Linked DNA regions of Homo sapiens: region 2 is linked to region 1. Evidence: chromatin contacts called from ENCODE Hi-C or POLR2A ChIA-PET data. All regions are on one chromosome and are shown on one strand. The core of a region is the stretch at or near the end of the contact, and the rest is flanking DNA. Distances in the headings are between cores, read along the strand shown.

Region 1 (3,214 bases), core at 293-2,792:
CCTTCTTGTCTGGCTTCATAGCATTCCTTTTTATGATTCCAAAGTATTGTAATTCTCAGGGATCAGAAACTTCTGGAAAGAGCCATGGTTATTTAAGCAAAGAAGATTAATTTCCAGCTTCCCAAGCTTTGGCGGAACAAAAGCACAAATTATTCCATAGAAAACTGAGGAGCCCTGGTGGCCAGAGGTCATCAGTGCTAGCGGGTGGTCAAGAAGAACTTTACAAGGAAACAACAGCCCTGGGTATTGGCTCAGAGAATAATACCGTATTACTATCACCCAAGTTCTTGCTATTCCTTCTAGCTGGTATGCTTTGGTGGCAATCCATTCTCTTCCTCCTTCTCTCTCTCTTTCTTTCAAAATGTGCATTGGTACTTTTCACTGTCTCCATACACCTTGATGCCATTGCCTCCCACTTGAATGTGATCTTTTTGTTTATTTTTATTTTTTAAAAATTTTACTTTACGTTCTGGGATACATGTGCAGAACGTGCAGGTTTGTTACATAGATATACATGTGCCGTGGTGGTTTGCTGTGCCTATCAACCCGTCATCTAGGTTTTAAGCCCCGCATGCATTAGGTATTTGTCCTAATGCTCTCCCTTCCCTTGCCCTCCACCCACTGAGAGGCCCCGGTGTGTGGTGTTCCCCTCCCTGTGTCCATGTGTTCTCATTGTTCAACTCCCACTTATGAGTGAGAACATGCGGTGTTTGGTTGTCTGCTCCTGTGTTAGTTTGCTGAGAATGATGGCTTCCAGCTTTATCCGTGTCACTGCAAAGGACATGAACTTTCTTTTTTATGGCTGCAGAATGTGATCTTTTTAATGCCCTATTATTAGTTGAAAATAATATATGTATCTTGATAAAGTAAATAGGTTTACCCCAAAAGACAAATTCCTTGATAGTTTAAAAGGATATAAATTCGTCAATGTCTTCTAATGTACTTTTCTCCAGCCTGTTATCTTTTGAACTTACACTAGGGGGCACTGTTGAGTTATAAACGCTCTCAACACTGTTTGCCTGTTTTATATTAATGCTGAACTTGCAACTCCTTTCATTTATGTCAGTATTTCACCTTCCGTACTAACAGTAGGATATGAAAAAGACGTGTGGATTTGCTTCCAGCACAGAAAAAAATAATGATGACTTAGAACAGTGCTTGTTGGAAGGTGGGGAAAGAAAAAAAAATGCATATTTGTGAAGGAGTGCTAATTTTTTTTTCTTTTGGCATTTTTGGATTATAAATTCACATTAGTGATACAGCCAATATACAAACCACAGTTGTAGCAACCAGAGAAAGAAACAGGATATGACCCCTTTTGTAAGATGCTCATAATATTCCCAAGGAGGCAGGAGAAAACTCCATTCATCTGTAGTTTATTCAGAATGTTCTTTTCTGTTGCTTGTCATTTTGGAATGGATTTAACTGTTGCTAAAAAGTTACAGGAACAACAGCCTCATAGCTAGAAATCATCTGTTTCTTTACAAAACAAGTTCATCTCAGATCAGCCACATGACTTGCCCCAGCAGTGCCCAGCCCTCTGACCCGAGTCTTGCTGGAACAGCATCTCTTTTGGGACTGAGAAAGAATTTACGTTCTAAGTTCTTCCTGCTATTTCCAAGTTTGGTGCCTGCTGTGATGGAGAGTTCTTTTTCCTTTAAACCAGATACTGAAAAGTAAACCTAAAAACCCAAATCCATTCAACAGAGAATTAAATGTGCAGATTTGGGATAAAATAAGCCACAAATATTTGACCACTATCATGATATACCAGTGCAAAAATTTACAAAAATTGGCCAGGATGATTGAGTTTTCTCAGTAGTAAAGCTAACGTAGCATCTAAACTGTTTGCAATATTATTTAAGCTGAACTTCAAAAGATTCTTACATTAATTTTTGACCTTTTGTATTAAGAGTCAGATCTAAGTCTGTTTTATTATCTATACTTAATATAATTATTATCATTTTACAAATATTTTAGAAATGATATGCCCTCATTAACTTCCATTAAAAACCATTTATTAAAAACACACATTTGTTTATGTAGTCGCTATGCACAACCCGTTTTTTGTGATTCTTGTTGACCCCATGTCCACTCTCCACTAGGCACCAAATATACCCAGGTTTGCATCCCAGCCCAGCGGGTGTATTTGATTCTCTGAGTCTCACATTAATGAGGATAATAATACCTTCATCATAGTGGCTTTGTACGAATTAAATGACGCATTAATGTAGAGTAGCCAAGTTGGCAAAGTATTCAATGGGATCTAGTGTGCTCCTTTTTGTATTCACTTAAGAACGGCAATGATGTAATATACAGAAACAATGGGTCCAATCTGCTGCATTGTTGTGTGTTCCCATATGATCCTAGAAAAGTATCACAAAGGCAAAAAAAAAAATTAGAAAGGGGGAATGCTTATTTCTTACATTATGATGTCAAAGAAAAAAACATATATGCTGTTTAAAACCTAGAATAAATTTGAACTATTTATAGAATAAATTTGAGCTATTTATACTCCTGAATATTTTAATCAGTTTTGTGAATAACTTTAGATCAAAGAAATGAATCAAATAATCAACAGAAATACAGTCTGCATTTTTTTAATGCTTCAAATTCATATTTAGAACATTTGAGTACTTCATACTTACATGAAGTACAGCCATTTTGGAAAACAGCGTGGAGGTTCCTCAAAAAACTAAAAATAGAATTGCCATGTGATCCAGCAATTCCACTTCTGAGTATATATCCAAAGGAAATGAAATCAGCATGTTGTAGACATAGCTACATTCCCGTGTTCATTGCAGCATCATTCACAATAGCCAAGGTATGGAAACAACCAAAGTGCCCACTAATGGATGAATGGATTAAAAAACTGTGGTATATGTATACAATGGAATACTATTTAGCCTTTAAAAAGCAGAAAATTCTGTCATTTGCAACAACATGGATGAACCTGGAGGGAATTATGCTAAGTAAAATAAGCCAGGCCCAGGGTGACAAATACCACATGATCTCACTTATATGTGGAGTTTTGAAAAAGTTGAACTTGTAGAAATAATGAGTAGAATGATAGTTACCAGAGGCTGGGAATTGGGGAGGTAGATAGGGAAAGAGGAGATATTGTCAAAAGACACAAAGTTTCGATTAGACAGGAGGAATAAGTTCTGGTGATCTATGCACAGCATGTTAACTATAGTTAGTAATAATGCACTGC
Region 2 (3,214 bases), core at 1-2,500, 320 kb before region 1:
TGGGAGGATCGCTTGAGCCCGGGAGGTTGAGGCTTCAGTGAGCCGTGATTGCACCACTGCACTCCAGCCTGGGTAACAGAGTGAGACCCTGTCTCAAAAAAAAAAAAAAATTATTTTTGTGGAGACAGGATCTTGCTATGTTGCCCCAGCTGGTCTCAAACTCCTGGCCTCAAGCAATCCTCCCACCCCAGCATCCCAAAGTGCTGGGATTACAGGTGTGAGCCACTACACCCAGCCATTGAATTTCTTCATATAAGGTATGTAAAAGGAGAACTAAGAAGCACAGCAAACAGTAGTGTCTTCACAGATAACTTTTAGCTAAATTACTTCAGTGAATCAGTGGACTTGTGGGTTTGCAACAGGTTATGATTAGCAACTTGATCACAACTATATTTAAGATTCTTGTAATTGGGATTGGTCTGTACAGCATTCTAAGTTTTGATAAACAGCTTTGGAAATTTATATGGAAGACAATTAACATTTTCTTGTATCAACATGGACTTGTGACTTCCATAAACTTAATTTTCATTGTTTCCTTTGATGATAACTTGTCAAAGACAGAGTACCCATACTTATTCCAAAATAGAAGTCTTGATGAATAGGCACATTTGCAAATTGTAGGGAATTCACGCACATCACAGGAAGTCTCAAAATTAAAATCCTTCTGATACGGTTTGGCTGTGTCCCCAGCCAAATCTCATCTTGAATTGTAGTTCCCATAATCCCCACGTGTCATGGGAGAGACCCAGTGGGAGGGACCTGGTGGGAGGTAATTGAATCATGGGGGCTGTTAGCCCCATGCTGTTCTAATGATAGTGAGTGAGTTCTCACAAGATCTGATGGTTTTACAATGGGCTTTTTCCCCTTTGTTCGGCACTTCTTTCTCCTGTCGCCATGTGAAGAGGGATGTGTTCCCTTCCCCTTCAGCCATGATTGTAAGTTTCCTGTGGCCTCCCCAGCCATGTGGAACTGTGAGTCAATTAAACCTCTTTCCTTTATAAATTACCCAGTCTCGGGTATGTCCTTATAGCAGCATGAGAACAGATGAATACACCTTCCTTTCAAAGTGGAGAAAGAAATGCTTCAATGCATATGTACTTAATGCATATACATTTAAAAAATAATATTACAGTTTAAAAAGCTAATTCAAAACCAGCATTGCCTTTGAACTTCCTTTGATGACATTTACAAATCTGTCCTTCTCACTGCAAGTGGACTACCAGTGTCGCAACCCACTAGTGTGAGTCACGGTTCATGGCATTGGAATGCCACCAATTTCATTGCCAACTCCATCTCTAATTTTGTCAGGCTTGTATGACTATAGTTTCTCTTCTGCCTTCTTGGTGTATGTCTATATTTTTGTTGTTGTTGAGAGTTAATATCTGAGCCAGGTGTGGTGGCACATGCTTGTAATCCCAGCACTTTGGGAGGGCCAAGGCGGGTGGATGGCTTGAGCCTGTCCGGGAGTTCGAGACCAGCCTGGGCAACATGGCAAAACCCTGCCTCTACAAAAAATTTAAAAATAAAATTAATTAATTACTTAAGGCAATTAATATCTGTTTCTTCCTTACCTCTCCTAAAATCTGTCCACTTGAAGAATGGCAGGGAGTCAGAGGATGGGTGGATTCTGCCTGTATTCACTCCCTTTTTTTGTTTTCCACATCCACTGCCCTTTACTGTTCAGCCCACTCAGTCACTTTTGTGGAGAAACTCATTTTACAATTCTCCCATTCCTCTGGCATTCTTATTTGGGGCAAGCAGAAAACTCACATGGCTCACACAAACCACTCATAGTGGGTTTAATACTGGACCTGCTAGGTCATCAGGGATACAAAGCAGCCGTTTACTTGCTGACCATCAGAGAGCCACAGAAAAATGCTGAGGAGAGATTTTGGAGAGGATTCACCCTGGATCTGTATCTCCCCAACTGGTTCCAGTGCACCCATCAGAGACCATACCGGTTCCAAAACTGTCCACCAGAGGATGCTACCCACTTCTGCACAGCCTGTTGGAGATGTCTAAAAGCTAAATTCCCCAGTTTATAATGGTTTAAATTTTCCCTAGCTATCCTCAGAATTCATGAATGAAGCACCTTTTTAAAACCAAGAACCCAAGAAAGGAAAATAAATCTGTATGATTGGTTGCATAGACAAATGGGGAAAACTAAAAAAAGCTCCAATACCTGTTCCTCTGGCATACTTCCTATAAGGATGGATGTGAAAGGGATTTTTTTTTTTTTTTGAGACAGGATCTCCCTTTATTGTCCAGGCTGAAGTGCAGAGGCAGGATCATGGCTTACTGCAGCCTCAACCTCCCAGGCTCAAGCAACTCTCCCACTTCAGCCTCCTGAGTAGCTGGAACTACGGGCTCATGTCATCATCTCTGGCTAATTTTTGTATGTTTTTTGTAGAACTAGGGTCTCATTATCTTGCCCAGGCTGGTCTCAAACCCCTGGGCTCACGTGATCCTCAAAGGGGACTTTTGAGCAAGCTAAACCTACTTTTTAAAACCTGGCAGTTGGTTCTGTCAGGGAGGAAAAACATTTGCAGATGAAGATCTCCAGTGTACACCTATTCACTTTTTGTCTAAATAATCTGTGAAGTTGGGTAAACAGGCATTTCAGAAATATTCTCTATGATAAAGTTTTATATAGGAAGCTCAAGGAGATATCCATCTGCTAATTAGCATAATCCCCAGGCAGGTCTGCCTGGCTCAGAGTTCCAGCTTCGCACCACTGTGTCCCACTGAAACAAAATGAAGCACAAACTAGAAGAATAAAGATGTGAGATGTGAATACTCAACAAAATTGTTGATGCAGAGAAGGCTTTTTAAATTAAGAAATGAGCTGGGCGTGGTGGCTCACACCTGTAATCCCAGCACTTTGGAAGGCTGAGGCAGGCAGATTGCCTGAGCTCAGGAATTTGACACCATCCTGGGCAATACAGCGAAACCCTGTCTTTGCCAAAAATACAAAAAATTAGCCAGGTGTGGTGGTGAGCGCCTGTAGTCCCAGCTACTCGGGAGGCTGAGGCAGGAGAATCACTTGAACCTGGGAGGTGGAGCTTGCAGTGAGCCAAGATCGCGCCACTGCACTCCAGCCTGGGCAACAGAGCAAGACTCCGTCTCAAAAAAAATAAAAAAAAAAAAGATGGAAATTTTTCATGAAGTTGTTTACATGAAATTTAAGGGTATGCATTAAAACTCATAATATTCA

Evidence for each region. A loop is a pair of places that touch in the nucleus more often than their neighbours do. ChIA-PET counts read pairs that join two places held with the same protein, here RNA polymerase II (POLR2A). Pooled maps may share reads with other maps.
Region 2: a pooled map shows a loop between it and region 1 (4-fold over the local background). The contact joins two enhancer-like sites. A Hi-C loop is called at or near these places in 4 of 50 pooled maps. POLR2A ChIA-PET finds 5 or more read pairs at or near these places in 2 of 52 experiments (activated CD4-positive, alpha-beta T cell and naive thymus-derived CD4-positive, alpha-beta T cell).

The regions. Positions count from the first base shown.
Region 1 is chr9:111,297,304-111,300,517 of GRCh38, reverse strand. No RefSeq gene overlaps it. Among named protein-coding and RNA genes, the nearest start is that of MIR7702, 28 kb to the right of the region's middle. Within about 2 kb of position 1,542, at least 12 of the 41 ENCODE cell types and tissues checked have a DNase peak (open chromatin) inside an H3K27ac peak, as active enhancers do.
Region 2 is chr9:111,620,852-111,624,065 of GRCh38, reverse strand. No RefSeq gene overlaps it. Among named protein-coding and RNA genes, the nearest start is that of DNAJC25, 8.9 kb to the left of the region's middle. Within about 2 kb of position 1,250, at least 4 of the 41 ENCODE cell types and tissues checked have a DNase peak (open chromatin) inside an H3K27ac peak, as active enhancers do.